5 separate regions of the Mus musculus genome follow, and regions 1, 2, 3 and 4 are each linked to region 5. Evidence: chromatin loops called from intact Hi-C (ENCODE). Cell type or tissue: heart. All regions are shown on one strand. Each heading gives the region's core, and the rest is flanking DNA. Links, peaks and the distances in the headings are about the cores only. Region 1 has its middle 44 kb from the start of Gm25528. Region 2 has its middle 160 kb from the start of Cep162. Region 3 has its middle 65 kb from the start of Gm23176. Region 4 has its middle 36 kb from the start of Gm25528. Region 5 holds the start of Gm36767 (a long non-coding RNA gene).

What was found. A loop is a pair of places that touch in the nucleus more often than their neighbours do. Peaks named below come from ENCODE experiments on the same cell type or tissue, not always from the same donor. Only the 100,000 strongest peaks of a DNase experiment are listed, where the experiment ranks them.
Region 1: it touches region 5 in a loop (2.9-fold over the local background); 5 of 42 quality-filtered maps call a loop at or near these places.
Region 2: it touches region 5 in a loop (2.9-fold over the local background); 11 of 42 quality-filtered maps call a loop at or near these places.
Region 3: a loop joins it to region 5, with 3 times the contacts of the local background. A loop is called at or near these places in 8 of 42 quality-filtered maps.
Region 4: it touches region 5 in a loop (2.4-fold over the local background); 5 of 42 quality-filtered maps call a loop at or near these places.

Annotation. Positions count from the first base shown.
Region 1 is chr9:87,841,952-87,846,292 of GRCm38, reverse strand. No RefSeq gene overlaps it. Among named protein-coding and RNA genes, the nearest start is that of Gm25528, 44 kb to the left of the region's middle. In heart, for the core only: no CTCF peak of the experiment used is centred there; a DNase peak (open chromatin) is centred at 2,202; H3K27me3 peaks cover 2,559 bases.
Region 2 is chr9:87,417,037-87,421,377 of GRCm38, reverse strand. No RefSeq gene overlaps it. Among named protein-coding and RNA genes, the nearest start is that of Cep162, 160 kb to the right of the region's middle. In heart, for the core only: a CTCF peak has its summit at 1,786; no DNase peak of the experiment used is centred there.
Region 3 is chr9:88,084,329-88,088,669 of GRCm38, reverse strand. No RefSeq gene overlaps it. Among named protein-coding and RNA genes, the nearest start is that of Gm23176, 65 kb to the right of the region's middle. In heart, for the core only: no CTCF peak of the experiment used is centred there; DNase peaks (open chromatin) are centred at 2,549 and 3,079; H3K27me3 peaks cover 1,972 bases.
Region 4 is chr9:87,850,107-87,854,447 of GRCm38, reverse strand. No RefSeq gene overlaps it. Among named protein-coding and RNA genes, the nearest start is that of Gm25528, 36 kb to the left of the region's middle. In heart, for the core only: no CTCF peak of the experiment used is centred there; no DNase peak of the experiment used is centred there; H3K27me3 peaks cover 2,860 bases.
Region 5 is chr9:87,738,838-87,743,178 of GRCm38, reverse strand. It overlaps Gm36767 (a long non-coding RNA gene), which reads right to left and starts at 3,795. Exons shown (of 3, transcript XR_379684.3): 1 at 3,322-3,795; 2 at 1,079-1,995. In heart, for the core only: a CTCF peak has its summit at 2,303 (motif pointing right); DNase peaks (open chromatin) are centred at 2,338 and 3,458; H3K4me3 peaks cover 1,847 bases; H3K27ac peaks cover 1,294 bases; H3K27me3 peaks cover 3,196 bases.

The DNA.
Region 1 (4,341 bases), core at 179-4,178, 100 kb before region 5:
TGGCATAAGCATATCCCATTAGTCATTAACTGACTCTCTAGCAGACAGAGGCCCAGATTTGATCTGGAGAAGTCACCTAACATTTCTGTTTTTCATTTCCTCACCCATGATATGAGTAATGAACTCATGGTCAATTTATCTTATAGGGTGTCCAGCTCTGTGACAAGAAAAAATACTCTGGGGCAGTTTCTATTGTCCTACCTACAGTAGTGTCTATTTATGTAAAGCTTCAAAGAGATGCAGGGTTCAATAATTAGACTAGTGGGTTCAGATAATCTCCTGAATGTTTCTACTCTGGGCAAAGCATGTATTTTCATTGTGGTCACAAAGTGTCTGTGTGTTGTTTACTTGATATTTGTTTTGAGAATGACCAACAGGACATAGTCCACAGTCTTCCTTTCCTCTTCCAACAGTCAAGCATTTGAGCCTCCACCCTCACAGTTTGGAGAAGGCCAGGGCCCAGGTCACAAAAGACAGATTTGGTGTTTTGCAGCTATAGCCAGCTTTGTAACCTATCTCCCAGGAACAGATGGCAACGCCTGCAAGTATTGCGGTTATCCACTTGAATGATAGCAAGAGGTGCTGTTAAGTCCTCAGTGCAGCTAGCCCTCCTACCCCAACAGCCTCTATCCGATCCTCAATGGCAGTGGTGAGACACTGGGGAAGCTGGATATAAGTATCTGTTGGGCAATGACAGTGTGTCTCTAAAGCTTGCTCGCCAGCCCATTTGTGAATGTGGAGAATTTGTTTGACTTTGGAATTCCAGTCATGCTTTGGCTCATTTGTATCATCGATTTAATAGACCCAGTGGTGTTGGTCTCTTTATTTACACTAAGCTAGCCTGCAGTGAATAAGGCAGCAGATAACTTTGATATCACATTGAATTGTAGTCAAGTAAAATTCACCTTGATCTAAGCAATACCTCTTTGAATTTCTTTACAGTGAGTCTCTGCAGTTTTGTTCTGAGTCTGGGATGGGTAAGTCTCTGTTTAGGAGTCGACACATATTAGTCTATCTTGAAGATACCATACAAGAAAGCTTCCTCAACTCTGGTTAAGGAATTCTGATCAACAAGAGAGCAGAGGAACAAAAACAGAATGTAAGGGATGAAGAAGGATCGTTGTCTCGGTAAATGAGGAGACTGCTATTGAACTGGATGGTCCAGAAGAAATGCAAAGGAGGCTGAGAATTCCTGTATTAATTTAATAGCCTAGATAACAACCCAGGTGCAATATGTTTAGAAGGAAATCCTTTCCTGTAATCATCAAAATATAATACAGAATAAGAATAATAATCAGATAGCTCAAATTATGTAGCAAATAAAGTACTACTCACAGTATTCTTCATTTTATCCTTATTTTCCATTGGGTTGTAATATCTTTACCATTCTTGAAATAATGGTAACAGGAGCAGACCTGCTGGGAATTCCACTGTGTTAAGAGAGCTTTCTTAAATTTCTCTGGAATTAAACGATATTGAAGAAATGCCTCCAATGAGAAACCAGTATTTATTCCCATACAGTGATAATATATCTTTAAGTTTTTTTTCTTTCTTTTCTATCTCCTTAACATTGACAGCATGACTGATGAATTTGGTAGTTTGAGAAATCTCCCAGGCAATGACATCATGTGTAATTTGTCCCCTGGGTACTCAGGGAAGTCTAAGTCCTCATGCACACTTAAGCATCATGAGGCCTCACTTGAAATGGGAGTATTCTCCAAAATAAACAAGTTGAAACATTCTTGTCTCTCAATTCGGATTCTTCCCCTGCAGTTTTAAAGTTTGGAATAGGTTGCTATAATACTCTGATTTACATTTACAACTACTCAATGATGAAGGAAGGAAGGAAGGAAGAAAGGAAGGAAGGAAGGAAGGAAGGGAGGGAGGGAGGGAGGGAGGAAGGAAGGAAGGAAGGAAGGAAGGAAGGAAGGAAGGAAGGAAGGAAGGAAGGAAAAATGAAAGAAGAAAAGTCCGTCTTGTGCACTGGGTATCCCCATGTGTTTTTTTCCTGGGTGCCTGATGGAGTGAGTCCCTTACATTGATTTTCTGTTGCCAGCGACTGAAGTACCTACTAATGCTTTCTGGCTCTGAAGGACTTGAGCAGTATTGGCTACATGTGTTTACCATTATCCTCAGAACTGTCAGAGCCTTTCCTCCAGTGGAGGCATGCATGGAAACAGGCCAGAATGCACGGGAACACAGTTCCGGCACTGAAATTAGCAACCGGACAACATTCCCAGGGAAGTGGCTGAGTTCATTTCTGGCAGAAATCCCATGGCTGCTGGTACAAAATGAAATGGAGGAAACACAAAGGATAAAACCTATCTGGGGAAACGAAGAGGACACAATATGTATGGTTTGCTCTAGGATTTCGGGACTTGGGTGACTTCTAATTTCAAAATGGCAAAATGTTTTTCTGAACCTGGATTTACATGAGGGTTTAATAGATAAGACTGGCAACCTTTTGACTTTTGAAGAGGATTTTGAGAGTTTAATCCCCTTGTGGTAGCAGGATTTGAAAGCCATCACTAAGGCTGAATTGAATTGTAGTTATTATATGCCCCCCCCCCCCAGTTACATAGATTCACCAAACAAAAACTGGAAAATAGGAAGAAGAAAGTTTCCCCAAGAACTATGAAGAATCTCTTAAAACCTGAAGAATCATAGAGACATATTAAAAATCTATAACATTTCTCTCCCTATTCAACTTTATTATAGCATAGTATGTATGTTCAAATGAAACTGTATTTACAACCTGAAATGTGATGTTTTGATATAGGTATACTTTTTCAACTGTTCGTATCAAGATACTGACTGAATCAACACTCAAGTAACTTGTTTTTTTGGTTTTTATTTTATTTTATTTTATTTCATATATTTGATTGTTTTGATTGCATGTATATCTGTGCACCACATGCATGCCTGGTGCCCATGGAGGACAAAAGAGGGAGTCTAATTGCTGAAACTGGAGTTATAGATGATTGTGAGGTGCCAGAGCTGGGAATCAAACTCAGGTCCTCTGGAAGAACGGCCAGTGCTATTAATCATGGAGCCATCTCTCTCGACCCTCAAATATTTTCTTTGATGGTTAAAATGCTTAAAATCTGGCTCATAATTTTAAAATTTCTTGCTGGCTGTTTTTGGCGTTTTGTTTTTAATGCATAGATTCTTGGATTCAGATCACGGGGCCTATAAAAAGCTGGGCATGGAAGTTTGCCTGTAACCCTAGTCCTGGGGAGAATAGACAAGAGGTTTGATGAAGGTGGCTGACCACCAGCCTACCTCCTGATTCACTGAGAGATGCTCTTACAGGAATAAGATGGAGACTGATATAGATATACCCAGCGTTTGCCTTTGATCTGAACACACGGTCACAGGTACTAACACTTGTGTGCACTCACCACACACACACACACACACACACACATTTAATATCCTTTCTTTAAAATTTTTTCAAATAAACATTACTATGGGCATCTGCTGTACAACAGATCTCCTTAGTTGCCTTCTCCCCTCTAACAGAAATGTTGTATCTTTGTATCAAAACCTCTCCAATCCTGCTAACCTTCCTATGAGCTTCTGTTGGTCTCACAGCATTGTTTAGAGCAGCCGTTCTCAACCTGTGGGTTGCAACCCCTTTGGCAAACCTCTGTCTCCTAAAAATGTTCACATTATGATTCATAACAGTAGCCAAATTACATTTATGAAGTAGTAATGACAGTCATTTTATGCTTGGGTGTCAGCACAACCTGAGGAACTCTGTTAAAAGGGGCTGCAGCATTAGAACGGTTGAGAACCACTGGTCTCAAAGAATGCTGAGACCTTGTTCTTTTTAATATCTTTTCTGTAGTAGCCCTATAGCTTCAGGTTTTACATATCATCCACTTTGAGTTGATGTTCATGTGGCATGTAACAGTCCACGTTGGTTCTCCCATGTGTAGATCTTAACTTCCTCAACCCTTGTGTGTATTAAGATCTAATTTCTTATGTTCTTTTCAGGCTCAAGTAGGTTGTTAGGTAAGTATAAAATATGATCTCCATTTGCATTCATGAGACTATATTAAAGCATTGAAATATCACAGAGGGGATTCAAAAGTTTCTGGGAACTAAGAAAGTTATACAATTCCACAAATAGCTAATTATGAAACCTAATGTATCTTTAGGCTTTCAGATTAAACTAGCTATACTGTGTATTTGTATTAATCATGTACTATTTCATTATTCCATTTAAGTTGAACAATGATCATTAAAATAGGTTTTATTATCCCTTAAGAGACACGGAAATTAAAGCACAAATCATGGTGAAGGAATCCAGTGCAAAGCCACGACCTGAGCCCAAGC
Region 2 (4,341 bases), core at 196-4,195, 320 kb after region 5:
GTCTCCAAATGACAGACACCCACAGATGGAAGGTGGGGGAATCTGACTTCTGTTCAGTTCACCACCCCAGTTCAGCGCATAAAGCCTTCCAAGCCACCATGCCAACCCTGGCCTGGGCACGGAATAAAACTACTGCTCCCTTGCGTGCCTCTGCTGTTAGGGAAAGGAAAGCCCTGGGAACACACATCTCTTCTTGCCTTTGTTGTTCAAGGACAGAGATTTGCCCCTTAAGTGGGTATTGTTCTCTTTAATGTGGAGTACCTTAAAATGGCTTTACTGAATCAATATGTTTTTTGAAGTGTAAACCTTCTATTCTGGCTTTCCAAATCATTTTCTCGATGCCTTAGAAGTTATTGAAGCAGCATGAAATTTGGCTCAGTGAAAATAGCCGTCAACATCTGTGATACATGCTTTATGTTGTACTTTTTAGTTTCCGCAGCCTACCCATGAAAATTCAACTTTGCGCTGTGAAAGTTAACTTTGACTTCCTCACTGACTGTATATATGGAAAAGTTTTTTTGTTCACATAACCATGGTGTGGAAACAGAAAATCAAAGGGGGACCAAGTTTGATTTTCTAGGAAAAAGTCCATACACACTTATAAAAAGAGAATTTGAAAGTAGACACCCTTGCTTAATTCTATGTTCAAATGAAACCCATCAGACCCTCTGGCTTTCATTCATTATTTTGAAATTATAGACAAATACTTTCTGTACTTAGCAGATGTTGCATCAGGAACTCATTTCCAATATATGATATTAAATGTATGTAGTCATCTCAACAACAAGGGCCCTTTCTCAGAATCAGGCATGTAAGAGGTTTTTTCCTATAAGAGTACTTGATTTTCTTTTAGCATGTATATACTTCTGTAGAAAATAACATTTTTCAATATTTAAACATTAGATTTAGCATCTTATATCTGCTGATATTAAAGTATTATTAAAGAGTCCTAGAATTACATCATATATTTTTAGAAATACAAAATTAATTCAAGTAGAGCTGATATATTTATACTTTCTAGTGAGTTTAAAATCTGAACATGAAAAAATGATGATTGTGTCCAATTAGTTTTATATCATATCTGATATTTATCTATTTATACATAGGGAATATTTTTAAAACATTTTATAGTTAGGGTTAAAATATTTTTATATCTTTAGAAGTTTAGTTGGTTAACAAAACTACCGTGGGTAGCTAGCTCATCATGACATTTTACTTCTAACAGGCTCTTAGAGTCATAGAGAATAGCATGCACAGTAATTAATGAGCAGATTATTAAAGAACTTATGACCAGAGCAATCAACACTCGGGCTTTCTCCGCGTATTCAATGATTGGGGCCAGCATCCCGATCTGTGTGATATGTAAGTCAAGAGAAAAGATGAGTAACGTCAGGCAGAGAAAGTGCGATCCTACTTGTGTGCATGAGGTTTTATATCTTTTAAAAGTATAGAGATGAAACGGACTCCTTGAAAGTTCAAATTTGTACAGATTTTTTTAATTTACTACAAAAAAATTTCAGGAAAAAAAATTAATTCTAACTGAAATTGCGACAGCCTTACCACTCCTTTAGTCCTAAACCTTTATTTCTGTCACCTGTATAAACATACTTGAGATAGCTAAGAATACAAGTACCCAACCGACTTTTAATTACTTCGTTATTTTCATCAGTGCTGTCGGCCGGACGTTTTTTAATGTAAATATTTTACATGTACAGTGAGAAAGAGCCTGAGAATAAGATTCTTGTAGCTGGAGCTGTTGAATCCGGGCCTCGCAGCGCCACCCTATGGCAGACCTAGTGAAGCACACCATGGTTTCCTGGTCCCTGCGGACTAGCTTTATTCTCTGGGCCCATTTAAAACATCAATTCTCAACAACTTCATTTTCTGCGTGAGCGGCTGAGTGGTTGCTGACTTTAGAAATCCGTTTGAATCATTCCTACTATGACATAAAGAACTGCCCCCTCCACAACCCAACCCCAGAAAGAGCAAAAGATGTGAGGAGATTTGAGTAAATGAATCCTGCCACAACAAAGAACGCCTTGTGAGCTGAGCCAGGACTCCAAACTACCAGCGAAATTATCAGCTACAGTAACTAACCACCAAGACTATTCATAATGTTTTCTATATCGTTACTTTGCAAGGAATCATAAGTTTGAACAACTGCCAAGAGGAATAAACAAAAATAAATACAATTAACGTCTCTTAGATGTCAAATCAGAATTTGCATGTGTGGGCTATTACATCTAGCAAAAAGGAGAAACACCAGAGGATGGGATGGAAATTGGAACCAATGCAAATAAAATGCACTTCGAAATGGAAATTAAAATCCTTTATGGATTAAAGACAGATTTTTATTTGTTGGGGTTTGGGGTTTGTTGTTTTTGTTTTTACAGCAGCACATGTCTCCCTTCCCAACAGATCCCAATTATATAGAGCAAAAATGTCATTATTACCTTTCCAGTGGTCCTTCTAAAGCTATTTTTAGGTTACATGAAATGATGTCACTGAAATTGTACCTGTCACTTCCGTATCCACCACTTCAGAGCAGACATGTTTTCATAACACTAACTCCACGGCTGCTTGCATAACAAAAAGAGTAATGTTCCAATTTCAATATTAGTGAATTCTAAACACACACACACACACTCGCTCCACAAGGGAAAATGTAGGCAAATGTCACCAGCCCAAGACTGAGCTCTCCACAAAAGGAAACTCTGGAACAAGAGAATTTAGAGTCTCGGCCAACGTTTCTGAACCCTCACGACCCCTCCCTTGCTGGCAAAAAAAAAAAAAAAAAAAAAATCTTCCAACTTAACAAACAACTTTTGGAGGTATAATGGGGGTGAAAGCAGCATCGATTGGAGGATGAGACACAGTTCTGTGAAAAAAGTTCAAATAGTGCAAAATTCTCCAGGGAAAACATTGGAAATGTGCACAGAGCAACCATTAAATGGCTCTCCTCCTCCCAGCCAGTCCTCCTCCAGGGACCACGGTCTGCAGGACCGCCACTGTCCTCTCGGTCGGGGCTTCTTAATTTCAGGATAGCAATGATAGCTAATCAGGTCAGTGAGCCGAGCTGCCGATGCTCTCTCCAGGCTGTGAAGGAATTGTCTGCAAGTTTTAAAGATGGCTCACGAAAATGTTTCATGTAGCTACATTTTTGTGTGAAGGCTCAGCAATGGACACACACACACACAGGGACACACAAACACATGCAGGGATACACAAACACATGCAAATGAACATCCTGTCAAAGGAAAAGACAGTATGAAACAAATGGACATCTTAAGACTTCACATTTCATCTTTAACATTACATTTTCACAAATTATACACTATAACAAATAGAATATACATCATGAAACAAAAACATCTTTTCAATACTTCACACTCCAGCTTAACACTGCTATATTTTTCACAAAGTACAGAATGTAGAAAATATGAAGGTTTTTATAAAACATTTATTGTATAAAGAATAATAAATAACACTGAGTAAGAATTGCAATGCAGTTATACTTCAGAAGCCCCCACCACCACCATCCCTCAGTATTTTATCTCCATTCCCACCTTGCCCTCTGTGATATTCATTTCCCTTTTAAAACAACAATTCCACCATCTATGTGACGATTAACGGAATGATTTCACATGATTTTATCTGCTGCCCTTTAGAAGAAGCCCATTTTCTCAAGGGTGGGACTTTCAGAGAGGCCGTGAGCAGCCTCTTCTCTCTCCTAGCCGAGATTCATGTTTCCCAGGGTACACAGCCCCTCCACAAGTAAGTGTCTAAGTGGTCCTGATTCCAGCTTGTTAAACTGTGGAGGGCTGTGTGTGTGTGTGTGTGTGTGTGTGTGTGTGTGTGTGTGTGTGTGTGTTAACCACCAGGGTCTTCTGTGGATCTAGGATCAGTCCTGAGTGTAGGCTGCCATAAGGTGGCTGGGCAGCTCTAATGAGTGACTTCAAGACATGAGACCCATCATCCTGTTACCTTGATTCCTAAAGCTAGAATCATCCCTTTGATCTAAGGCTGTGTTTGAGAGCAAGTAACCGTGGGACAGGCATCCTGTTCTGCTGTACCAACTCTGTACTCATGACGATAATAAAGCTATAGCTTGGTTTCTAGGATCTTGATCTACAGGAGAAAGTGAAGCTATGGCAACAGAGGGATCTCTTCACAGGAACTCTTGAAGACCTGCAATTGACAACTGTTAACAGCCACACTGGCTAAAAGTAGAAAGTGCTTTGAATTTCAGCCAGCCTGCCCGCAAGGACCAGTGTTTCCATACTGGATGGTGGGGACAGAGGCTGGCTTCCCAACACAGGTGGCACGACACCAAGTTTCCTC
Region 3 (4,341 bases), core at 67-4,066, 350 kb before region 5:
GAATTTTGCAATCATGGGGCATGTGGCAAGAGCTAGAATATGGACAGGGGAGAGAGATTGTCTATAGGACCAAGTTCCAAGATGACCAAGGGACTTTAAGAAAAGGGGTCCTCTGCTCCTGTAAGCCCCAAGCTATTGCCAAGGCCATTGTCTGCTCTCTAAAAGCTAACAGTAAAGCCCTATTGCTGAAGATAACATCTACACAAGTCCTTTAACATGGAGAAATTGAGCTATTTCCTACCTGGGGCCTATACTCCTATGGACTAGTGTTCATGGTCCACTACTGAAGGAAATGATAAACACCTACCTAGCTACAAACTGTTTGCTCTACAATGATAACCTGCCTGCAAGATGCACTAGTGCACTAGTGGCACAAAGCATTTGGGGTAACCAAACAATTGGTTTTAAAGTCCACTCCATGAGATGAAAACCATCCCTGACACAGCTTGGGTGACTAAGAACTCGAGACCAGATATATCAGGAACCTAGGGGAAAACGCTACTGTTTTGCTAAAGGAACATGGCCATAAAATGATTCCTAAAAGCATTCTGCTATACTTAGGTCAGTGCCTTGCTCAGCCATCATCAGAGAAGCTTCCTCCTGCAATAGATTGGAATACAGAGACCCACAGCTGGACAATGTGCAGAGAGTGCGGGACCTCAGAACACTCACTCCAAATGGTATATCCCATCAAATTGCTCTCCTCAGGGCTCAGGGAATCCTGTGGAAGAGAAGGTGGAAAGATTGTAAGAGCGAGAGAGGATGGAGGACACCAAGGAAACAAAGCCCTCTAAATCAACAGGACCAGATCGACAAACATACTAACTCACAGAGGCTATGGCAGCATGCACATGTCCAATGAGTTTAAGCCAGATGGGACCCCAGTGCTGAGAGGGGAACTGGATACAAACCTCAATCTCTAATCCAGAAGCCATATCCAATTGATAAACATTCTCGAATAAAAATTATTTCTCTCCAACAGAGTCTCACTGGGGTTACAAACCACTCTTAAGGGCAGGACACATGCCCAGCAGTAGATGGCCAATGCAGCATGAATCCAGTGACATCTTTGGGGGTTCTTTGTCTCATAATGTTTTGTCAGGGTTTTAAAATGATTTTTAACCTTATAGGTTATAAATATATATATATATATATATATATATATATACACACACACACACATACACACATATATACACATACACACAAACATATATGTATAAATGTGTGTATCTATAATATATATGTATATATAATATATATATGATATATAGGCTTCCAGTTTTGTGTTTTTATGGGAGACATGTGTGTACAAAGACATGTGTCTGTGTCTATATGTTTCTCTTTTTTTTAATCACTCTTTTCCTTTTGTTTATTTGTTTGTTAAGTCCTACTTCCGTTTATTTGTTCTAGATTATCTTATCATTCTTTAGATGCCTGTTTCCTAAGGAGAGAAATTATATGGATTCAGATGGGAGGGAAGGTGAGAAGGAACTGGGAGGAGCTTGGGGAGAGGGAACCATAAGTAGAATATATTATATGAAGAAAATATACTTTCAATTAAAAACTAGAAAAGAAAGAAGAAAAAGAAAGAAAGAAGGAAAGAAAGAGAAAGAAAGAAAGAAAGAAAGAAAGAAAGAAAGAAAGAAAGAAAGAAAGGAAGGAAGGAAGGAAGGAAGGAAGGAAGACAGGAAGAAAGACAGGAAGACACAAAGAAGGGATTTCCAAGAGTAGAGGAAAAGGAACAAGATTATTTCATTTAAATTGATGGAGTTTTACATGTGCAGGACAAGCGATTTGGAGAGATTATACAATGAAATAAGTAACATAGATTGTGGTTTTAAAAGTAGTCACTTTTAAACGTTAGACATAGTATGTTTTATGCTGTGTGTATTTTAGCAAAATAAAAATAAAAGATGAGGGTTCCCATTTGAGATTGCCTCATTGTCTTTGCTTCATAAAAAATATCAGGTATTAATGAATTGTTATTAATTTGCTTTGTTTGTTCTATGAGAAGTTTCAGTATTTCTGAAACAAATGTGAGGAATTATTTTAGTGAATGAATTAAAAATATAGACCCTGAAATCTGATGCTTCTGGCTCTGCATATACTTGTTGCTTGCTGCCCATATTACACTGGGAAGATTCCTATCAGCCTCAACTCCTTGACCTGGTGCTTGCTGAGGCAGTTACACTACACGGAGCTTCTCAAGTGCCTGGGGCATATTAGGTGATAAACAAATTAGCCTTTATTGTCCATAGTCTCATGTCAGGAGTTTGAGCCCTATTTCAACATTTGTGTTTTATTTTTTAAATTCCAAATGGGACCCTTGTTTTTTAAAGTCACAAGGGGAAAAAATAAACTGCTTGGGACAAGGAGTTGGGGCTGAGTAGTCAGATAGTAGTTGGAGGTAGACTTGCTTGAGAAGAGAGAAGGGGAATGAGAGATCAGGATCCCGACTGAAGGAGAACAACCAGGATGGAGAACAGTAGACATCAGAGGACAGTGGCCTGAGCATAGGGCCAGCGGACAGAGGAAGCTGACATGGAGAGAGCCTGGCTCCTAAGTGTTCTCTGGAGGCTCTGAAAAAAACTCTCTTGGAGTTTGGAAACCGTTTTGTTGATGTGCTGACAGCTAAGGTTAGAGTGGAGTTTCCTTTAGAAAGTCCCAAGAGTGTTGGAAATGAACTCTGACCAAAAATTTTAGTTTTAGTTTAACTTCTTCCTGCTTAGCAGTAAGTATTGGCTTTTGGGTTAAGGGGTAAGGGTTCTTACTCAATCTTTTTTATTCTATTTATTTATTTATTTATTTATTTATTTATTTATTTATTTATTTATTGGCTACATGATACACATATTCAGAAAAAGGAGAATCTGACAGGTTAGAAGAAACATGTATCAGGGAGCAGATTATCCCAGTGATGGCCTATGTTTGCATAGTTAACAAGGAGCAGAGTCCAGCACATCTGGCTGGTGTGGAGATTAAGTGTGGCGGAGACGGATGTGAAAAAAATCAATGCTCTTTATGTTTGGCACCATCGCGCAGCTGGTGACAGAAACTTGGGGTAGAGCAAGCATTTGAGAAAACAAGATGGACGCCATCCAAAAGTCAACTCCAACCTCAAAAATTCCAAGTAAGTGATTGGAGGAAGCATCTGGCAGGGGCGTTTTCACTTAACCTTGGAAACCTATAAAACAGCATCTCTAGTAAGCTATTGCATGGTTTCTAATTACAGATGGTTTTTCTGTTATTCAGTTACTCTGTCAGCTGGTCACAATAGACGTATGTAGTAGGCAATAAGTTAAGACCCTTCCTTCCATGCGACTTCACAGAGGGGAACGCCACGGTCAAGCCAACTCACTGGACATAAGGCAGCATAGAGATGTCCCAGGAGGCGAGATGCTGGCAAATGTAAAGAGTACTCTGAGAGAAGAACAGCAAGGTGACAGCAACCCCTTTGCCAAATTGGTTCAAATCATAAGCAGTGTGTGCTGTCATGGGGCTAGAATAATTAAAGTCAGGGGAATTTGTGTCACATGTCAGTGATCTTAAATGTCTGCCTTACTAAAATAGCTTTCATTAAATGCTCAGAAAATTCTAAGAGAGGCACATAAGTGCTCTAATCCTTCTTAAGTATACTGAGGCTACAGGTGCTTTCTGTAGATGTGGGAGGTATATGCAAACAATCACCTGATCATGAGGCATGGAGGTAGGTGTTTCTCAGGTATTGACAGTGATGCACGATGAAGATTCCAGTCAGGAGTCAAGACAGGTCAGGGCTAAGACTATATAAGGTGACTCCGACTCCCTTCTTTCCCCTTCGGCTTCTGACACCCCTTGGCTTTAGTGATCCGGTGACTTAGAATCATTGATGTTGGTAGCAATGAGCCTGCCTGCATTCAGTGTTAGATTTGAATTCAGGGCCCAGAGCATGGAAAACTGTTTAAGCGGGGCTACCCTTGTGTCTTCAGGGGATGCTGAGTGGGCTCTGTGACCTGGGACTCTGGGTGGGCTCTGTGTCTTCCAGAGGCCTCTTTCATGCCACATCTTCTCTCCAAATATATCCCTTGTGTGAGTGGGGAGCCACAAATACAGACTCCCTGTGAGCCATAACATTTATTTCTCCTTTATCACTATATTTATAGGCCATGCCATCAGTTTAATTTAGGTGTGGAAAACCCTAAAGAAATCACCTTATGATATTATCTCTGGTTTAGTGATAACTTTTACTCATCACATAATTACACATATATATGGTATAAATATATGTACAATCACACATATGCATATTAATATGTAATCTCAACACCCATGGGTTTTATTGACTTGAAACTGGAACTC
Region 4 (4,341 bases), core at 90-4,089, 110 kb before region 5:
CATTTATTTGTCTTCACATAATTATGCTAAAGCATAAAAAGATCCTAGAGCATTATGTTTTCTTAAAGCGAATCTACCCTTTTCAAATAGTTTTATTTTACACATACACACACACATACACACACACATGTGAGCATGCATGCACAGATATGCACATACACAGGCACATACACACATGTGTGCTGAGGTTAGAGGAGTCAGTTCTGTTCCTCCACCATGCGGTTCCAGAGCTCAGACTCACAACATCAAGCCTATGGACCAGTGCTTTTATCCAAAGCTGTCTTTCTGGTCTCCCCTTTTGAATATTTTTACTCTGAGATATTAGATAAATATTTATGTGTAAGCATCACAAATATCAACGTAAATTTGGGTCAAACAAGTAAAAACAAAGTTAATGGCACCATTTCTGAAATGCTATGTGGGTCTATACATTGACCTGTGAGCACCTTGTAAGGCAGTAAAATTTCTATTTGGCTATATTCACTAATGCCACTATGTGCCTTCTGAAGAAAGTCTGCTTCTCATCCTACAGGCTCCAGTATTAGCAATAAAGATATAGATCTAGAACTTATTTATTTATTTGATTTACGTTTCAAATGTTATCCGCTTTCCCAGTTTCCCCTCTGCAAACAACCTATCCCATTCCCCCCTATGATGGTTCTCCCCTACCCACCTACCCACTCCTGATTCACTGCCCTAGCATTCCTCTACACTGGGGTATTGAGCCTCTTCTCCCATTAATGCCAGATAAAACCCCTTCAGCTCCTTCAGTCCTTCCCCTCACTCCTTCATTGGGGTTCCTGTGCTCAGTCCGATGGTTGGCTACGAGCCTCTGCCTCTTTATTGGTCAGGACACATTAGATATGATATGTGTTCGATAATCCTTTTAACTCTACCTGGTCCTTCTGAAGAAATCAGAAACACCAGATGCAAAGTAACTTCCCTAACTCACACCACTTATTAGTGGTTAGAGAAGAGAGAAGCCAGCTGTGTCCTGGAAACTGCATTCCCAGCTTCCTCCTCTATGGCCTAGCTGACCACAGCTCAGGCTTTCAAGAGGCTGCAGTGAACAGGGAGAAGGAGTTGAACTGCTATATCTAGTTTCACCACCCCAACCCCTGAAAACCCAGCAATAACAACAGTAAAGGGATTTCTTTTAAAGACACATTCAGAAAGAGGAGGAAATGGGATGTGGATGGTATCAATAAAATGGAGGAAGCTGGACACAGGACATGGGAATTAAGACGTGTTGAATATGAATTCAAGCAGGAAAACCTACCTGTGACCCATGAAAGCCCCAGGATCACCTTTGTCTCCACAGCGGGTGATGCTAGATGCTCTGGGCTGGGTGCAAGGGAGGAATGTTGGGAATCTGTTGAGAAACTGATTCTAGATCTGCCTGGAAGCGTTCTCTCAATTTCAACTTTCCTCGACGTCAAAGAATTATGTCTGTGCTCGAAAGAATCATTAAAATCATTCAAACTCAGTGTTTTAAATGACAGTTTCAATTTCTTTCATAAATACCATTTCACACTCATGAGAATGGTTAAAATATAAGACTGACAGAGCCAAGCATTCGTGGGGATGCTAAAAAGACCAGAGCTCTTGTATTATGTGTGTAGACCTATAAAATAGCAACATTGCTTAGGAGAACTGTTGGAGAGTTTTCTGGAAATTTAGACTTACATTCACCCTATCATCAACCAATTCGACTCCTGGGTATTTATACAAGAAAAAAAAATGAAGGTGCATGTCCATGAACAGATTTACAGAATCTGTTTCTGTCAACTGTGTTTAGACTTGCCAGAAGTGGGAAATCACCAGAATTTCCATCAGCAGGAGGATAACAGAGACACACTGTGACCCCAGGAGAACACTCGGTGATAATAAGAAGGAGTGAATCACCTGTGTTCATGACCATCTGATGGCTCTCAAGAACGGTGTTGAGTTTCCAGTGCCAGACAGAGTCACGTGTACTATGTAGTTGTTTTAACCTGAAACCCAGGAGCTTCAAATAAATATTTGGGGATAGAGTCAGACAATAGATCTCTCTAGGACAGAAGAGGATGGCCAGGAAGGAGTGTTCAGGAATCTATACAGATAGTAGAATATCTCGTTAAGGGTGGTATTTTGGTAAGTATGCAAAACTTTCAAAGCTCATGGAATGAAATGACAGTAATTGATTCTTTACGTTGTATACACTTATGGGTTATTGATTTTTTAAGCATTACAAGTGACATGAACAACTTGGCAGATTCTAGGATCACCTAGGAGACAAATTTCTCAGCATGTCTCTGAGAGAGCCTCAGGGTAAATGAATAAAAGGAAGTGAGGGGCCTATCAGCATTTGTCATTTTCTGCCTCCTGACTCTGGATGTAATGTGACCAACTGCCCCATATTCTTACTGCCATACCTTCTGAGCCATGATGAACTACATCCTTAAACTGTGAGCCAGAATCCTTAAACTGTAACACCATCCCTCCCCGGTCTTTCTTTCTTTGACTTCTGTCAGACACTCTGTTACAGCAAAAAGGTAACTAATTCATACTAATACCAAAATCACAGCGCACCTAGAGATCTTTACCTAATATATATATATATATATATATTTAATGTTAAGTTTTAGAAACTTCCCATGAGCTTTATATAAACCAGTTAATTCCGTTCTTGTGTTTCCTTGAGTTGACATTTGTAATACATCAAATTTATAGCCGAGGAAATGAGGCCTATAAAGAAAAAAAAACTTGCCCAAAGTTACACAGTGAGTCAGAGACAGGGCTGAGATTTGAACCCAGGAACTTACCTTCAGATTTTGTAAACTATGCTCTTGCACTGTGTGACCCCTTGATGCCTGAGAAATTGTGGAGGTAATAAAGAAAATAAGGTTGACGATACAGGCATTCAAATAATGAAAGAACCTGACAAGTTTTGCTAGAGTGGAGTTTGATTAGCTCTTAGGGACTGGGCTCTTGACAAGTGTGACTGAGACAATGGGCAAACAAGTTCTTTCTCTCCTTCTTCCTTGACAATGGATGGCATTGTTTGTTCAGGAAGAGGAGAGGCCTGGATACTATCTTCTCAGGTGCCCTGACAATGATAGGTTACGTGACACACTCCAACTTAAAAGAAAACAGAAGCTAAAGCTTTCAACTGTTTTAGTAGAGTTTGGGTCCTATAGACATGACCTTCCTGTCTGGGACTTCAACATGATGCTGAATGCAAAGTAACCACAGTGCAAGCAAGAGGATGAAAATTATATGCTATGTATATGAGAATGAAGATAAGAAGCTGAGGTCCTCACTGCCCTGGGAGCCCCTACCTCAGCCCAGGACGGCTTATCACCAGACGTCTTATAACATGAGAAGCAGAGAGTTCTTTGGTCAAATTACTATATAGTTTAAAATTAATGAATTTTATGCTTGAATTCTCTTACTTGTGGGTAGTATTAAAGCTTGTGAACAAGCAACAGATAACAGACCACTTCTGCAAATCAGTTGAACATACATGTTCACGATACTTCTTTCTCTGCCACAGTTTGTGATAAAGAGGCATTTATGGGCACTAGTTTTTTTTGCTAACAGTTACAAAAGATTTTTCTGTTAACGATTTATTTCTGAAATGATAAGGTACATTATCAATTGACAATTAAAAATTGTCAAAAATGGTTGACTGTTTTTGTTTTGAAGACATAAAATGGTTGACATTAATTTTTGCCATGTCTTTTTTAAAAGCCAGTTTTATTAATAAGAAATAATGCAAATACTTAGTACTTGTTGCATATTTGTGCCACTGGTCAATGTTTTGAATGCTGTGTTTCATTCAACTTCATGCTCATAAAAGTTATTTGCAGGGACATCATTGTTTGAAATATTTAACAAAAATCCAGGCATAGTCCAAAATGCCTTTTATTCTGACACTCAGGAAGCAGAGGCAGGTGCATCTCTTTGAGTTTAAGGCCAGCCTAGTCTACACAGTGAGTTACACAAAAAGTCAGAACTACACAGTGAGACCCTGCTTCATAAAACACAACCAATAGCTATTATAAATATTTTTAAATGGATCACAGTGATTGCGCAATAGCATATGACAGCAAGCCACAGTTTGCAATTTACAGCCAGATACAAAGTCTTCCTAACATCACTCATGAGTCAGACTTCCAGCTATTGCTTAGGACTTGGCCAAAGGCTGACACAAACTTAGAGTTGATGACATCCATAAATTTTGTCTTCAAAACTGAAAAGAAATCTGAAAAATATTATCATCTTATGTATTAAATCTCTTAATGGTCTGGAAATTTTTGCCCTTGTTTAGAGATGAAAGTTAGAGACTCTTGGCAGAAA
Region 5 (4,341 bases), core at 142-4,141:
GATGTATCTAGCCACTGTTCAAACCCATACTGCACAGGGGGACCCAGATCACCCTACAGGCTGCCACACAGAGGCCACACAGAGGTCTTCAGCCTCTGTACTGACAAGCCTTGGAGACCAAATTTTGTTCTTATTTTCTCTGGAGCACAGATATAGAAATGCCCTTCTGAAGCTGCCAGAATGAAAACTGGCAAGTGACAGAGTTGAGGGACACTGAGGACAGTCAAAAGGGCAGGGCAGGGACAAGCCCATGCTTCTGAAGTTTCTTAGGCAAGGTGTGATTGTCCAAGCTTGCTGGGAAGCTAAACTGAGTTTGAGGGCAGCCTGGGCTACAGAGAAGATCCTGTTGGAGAGTCTTTAGGTATCAGTCTCTGGAATGTCCTTTCTATAAACAAAATGCCTCCATATTGTAAAGAGAATCTGGTGGGAGGGAAGGAGGCAGCAAGGGAGGGAGGAAGATTAAGCACTTTGCCAGGGCTTGTAGCCTGTATTCTGTTTAAACCCTAAGAAGCCAGTGCTGAATTCAAGACTGGTTCCTAAGGTCTCTAGATAAACTGCATCCCTATAGAGCTGCACCTTTGACTTCTGTGCAGTGAAGTAAAACCACAGCCCAGGAATTTGTTGGGTGAAACAGGAGCAGGTGATTCCCTAATGGAGCAGAATATAAGACACCCCCTCGCTGCTGCTGCTGCTGCTGCTGCTGCTGCTGCTGCTGCTACTGCTGGCCTCATCATCCTGGTCAATTCAGGAACGACACAGGGACCTCTTACCACAGAGAAATGATTCGACTTTTCCTTGTATAATGAGGATCATGCTTTTTTACTTCTTTCCCTTGCTGCTAGGAAGCTCAGAGGCAAATTTCAAGTTCTCCTTTAATAAACTGTGTGTTGTCCCACATGCACACCAGAGCTCTTGTTTTCTTCTCATCTTGGCTCTGGATTCTGATTTCAATTTTATGCAGCCTTAAGTTTTTACACAGCATTTACATGCTTGTTGTAAGTACTCTCACAAAGCATCCCCAAACCTTAGCAGACTAAAGTAAAGCATGCGTGACATTAAAAAAAAAATAATAATTTACCTGGGATGAGCTTTCATCTGTTGTACCCATGCAGATTCTTTAGTGCTTTGAATTCTATTGCTTTAAAAAAAAACTGAAGAAAAATCAAGACACCATCTGGCTGTCTTTAGAAAGACAGAGGTAGTTTAGGTCTTTGATCTGCTCTGCACATGGGCTGAGAGAGGGAGAGAGGACCAATCTCCCTGACACAGACAATCGTTCGCTTTATTAAACAAGTGTCTTGTATTACACACAGAGAGCATGCATTATGTGGATGCTCTCGGGGAAGTCAGAATGGAAAGTAGATATTGAGGGTAAGGAGACTCAGGTTTGAAACATTCACGTCCCAGCTGTTTCTAATAAAGTCCTCTAAATGCGAGCGTATTTCCACAACATACACTAATGCAACTGTAACTGCCCCGAGATGGTTTATTCTTAAAAAAAAAAAAGCATACATATTATCAGGAATAATTGTGCAATGGAGAGTCCATAGGAACTGCAGGTTACCGCCCTGGAGACAGGTCACTTTACACTTGTCTTAGTTGTTATCATGCAGGACCTAGACAGTTTTTCACTGTTGACCTAGTAATAAAGTCCTGACTATAGAAAAAGAAGAAAAAGGGTGGGGGAGATAGAGAACCTCACTACTGGGAAAACCAAAAAGGTCATTGGGGGGTTGCAAATGAAAATGAAGGTGTGGCAAAGGGCTCTCTCCAGCTTACTGTGTGGGGAAGTGGGAACTTCACTGGGAAAGATCCCTCAGCTGGAGGGGACTGGGTCTTGGTCAGGCTCAGTTAATCCTGAGGTTAGCCTTCACACCAGGGTTAGGAATCCTTGTTAACATTTGTCCAGGTTCCCCCTCAGGTTGCCTTTTTCATTTCCCACCGTCTTCCTCTGCCCATGTGGAGGCTTCCATTTCAACAATGGCTTTTACATTTCTGTAAAAAAAAAGGGGGGGGATAGATATGGGGGTATTATCTTAATGGAGGTCAGGTAGAATAGTGAAAGGGCAGGCCCTTCTCTGTCCTGAGAACTAGGGGCCTTCTCCATCCTAACAAAAGGCATCCATCTACAGAGCTTCCCTTGCAGCGGGGCTTGGATTTCTGGGGCGTCCTAGGGCTGCAGCGGCTGCGAGGTGAAGGGTTCTGATTGCCACCCAGAATTGGACACAGGTACAGCCTGGGTCTGCAGGGAGTCCCAGGTAAAACTGCTCCCTTAACAGTCGGGCTTATGGCTATGCCACCAACGGTCCCCAGAGGGCGCCCTGGGCCCGGACCCTGCTTTCAGGCCAGGCCCGCGAGCTGCCAGCAATGGGAATAGTAGGGGACTCCAGCGAGAAGAGGCCACTGCTGCCCCAGGCCAAGGAGGGTGGGAAACAGCCACCCAGCAGAATAGTTGACAGACTTTCTGCCACCACTTCCTTACCTCCCTACCCCCCACCTGGATATATTGTCTCATCACCGCCCAACCCGCCAGCCAGGCTGGGATTATTATTCAGCCTGATGCAGGGGTTGTGGCTGGAATGCCTTTGGGTCTTGCCATAAACACTTGCCTAAATCGTGAAGCACGCGAAGGACAGGGCACCATTCCCTCCCGCCATCCAGAAACGCTCTGGATTCCTTGCTTTGTGCTAAGGCCCACAGGCCAAGGTGTTACTGCTTGTGTCAGGCCGAGCGGCGGCGTGAAGCAGGCGAGGGCAACGGCACTAAATGCCTATGCCGGTCCGGAGCTGCCTAGCTAGGGCCAAGCTCTTCCGTTTTAGTCTCAGACCTCCGCGGATGAAGCTGTGGACATGCAGCACTAGAGAGCAGCCCGCTCACCAGTGCCCGTGTCGCCAGGCCCGACCACTGGGACACTTCTCTTACAGGTTGAGTTTTCAACTCAGTATTTTGAACCAATTTTTCATTTTTAGGGAATTCTTAGTTCAAATGTGCAAAAGGCTCAACAAGTCCTCCTTTTACCCCTGCACTGCGTTTCTTTTCCCGCTTTCCCGAGGTCACTGAGGTTGACCTAGAATTCGCAACTGACTGCACGCCAGCCAAGGCTCTGTTTACTAAGTCACCGTCACCTCTTAGCGTAAGGGACGCGCTTCTCCGGATCCAGATCTTCCTGATGGTTTTGCCCTGCGCTGTTAGCTGTGCGCCCTTGCCATTGGGCTAGGGAAGCGCCGACCCGTTCGGAAGTGTAACGCAGGGCTGGCTTTGGAGCTCCGTGGACAGACGGGCGCTAGTGACAGACCCCAGAAGGAGGAAGCCTATACCCACCGAGCACACTGTACGCCGGGCGCCGAGATGGCCGCGACCCCCTGCGGCCTCCAAGAGCCACGGGGTCCTCTCGGGCTCCGGGGCCCGGCTCTCGAACAGGTGCGCGGTTCAAGGCCAGGGGGCGGGACCACCCTCTGTCCCAGCGGGTCAAACACCCAGAGGCCAGAGGTCAGCTTCCAGCTCTGGGAGAAGGGGTGCGGGCTAAGTGGAAGTCTGGCTGTTGGATTGGGAAGTGTGCTTTGAGGAGTGGAGGCTCCAGCAGGCAGCTCAGGGATTGGCCGCACCGAGCTCAGCTCCCCAGAAGGCCTCCCCCGGCTTTGCAAAAAGGGCTTACTGGAAAGAGCAGAAAAGAATTTGCCTTTCACGGGACAAGGCCAGCAGAGGGATGGGTGGAGAACTTCGGCTTGCATTCCTTCAACACTTCCCTCTCCTCTCCCTTTCGAGCCCCTTTTCGGTTTTACACACAACACCTGGGAGAACTGTTAATGGCGAATTAGTTAGGGGTCGCTTAGGCGTGGCCAGGAGTTTCTTCCCTCCCGGCCCCCGCGCATCACGCCCCTTCCACGGATGACTTGAACTCTGCATCCCGTCTGTCCGATCCCTATTTGGGCCGCGGCTTCCGAGCCGCGCTCACCGCCTAGGCGCGCCTAGGCGCGGCTGCAAGTGGGCGCACCACACGCACCGTGATTTATGAACCAGAGGCTCACGAGAACCCGACGCTTCGGCTGGGTTAATTTTTGTCATTGTTCCTCATCAGGTTGAGATAGTTTGAAGTTTGAGGCGGGTTTTATTTATCACCCCGCACATTTGAAATACAGTCGGACATAAAAATAACTGACTCTGGAACTCTGGCGCAATATTGGAACCGTCGGGGAATAATTTGGCTAACTGACTTGGACATTTCACCTTCTAAACAGAAATGCAGCTCTCAGTCAAACTGTAAATCAGAATGTCTTCAGCAGTGGTGGGAGTGGGGGGAGGGAGGGGAGGCACCAATACCAGAAAGAATGGAAACCGAGA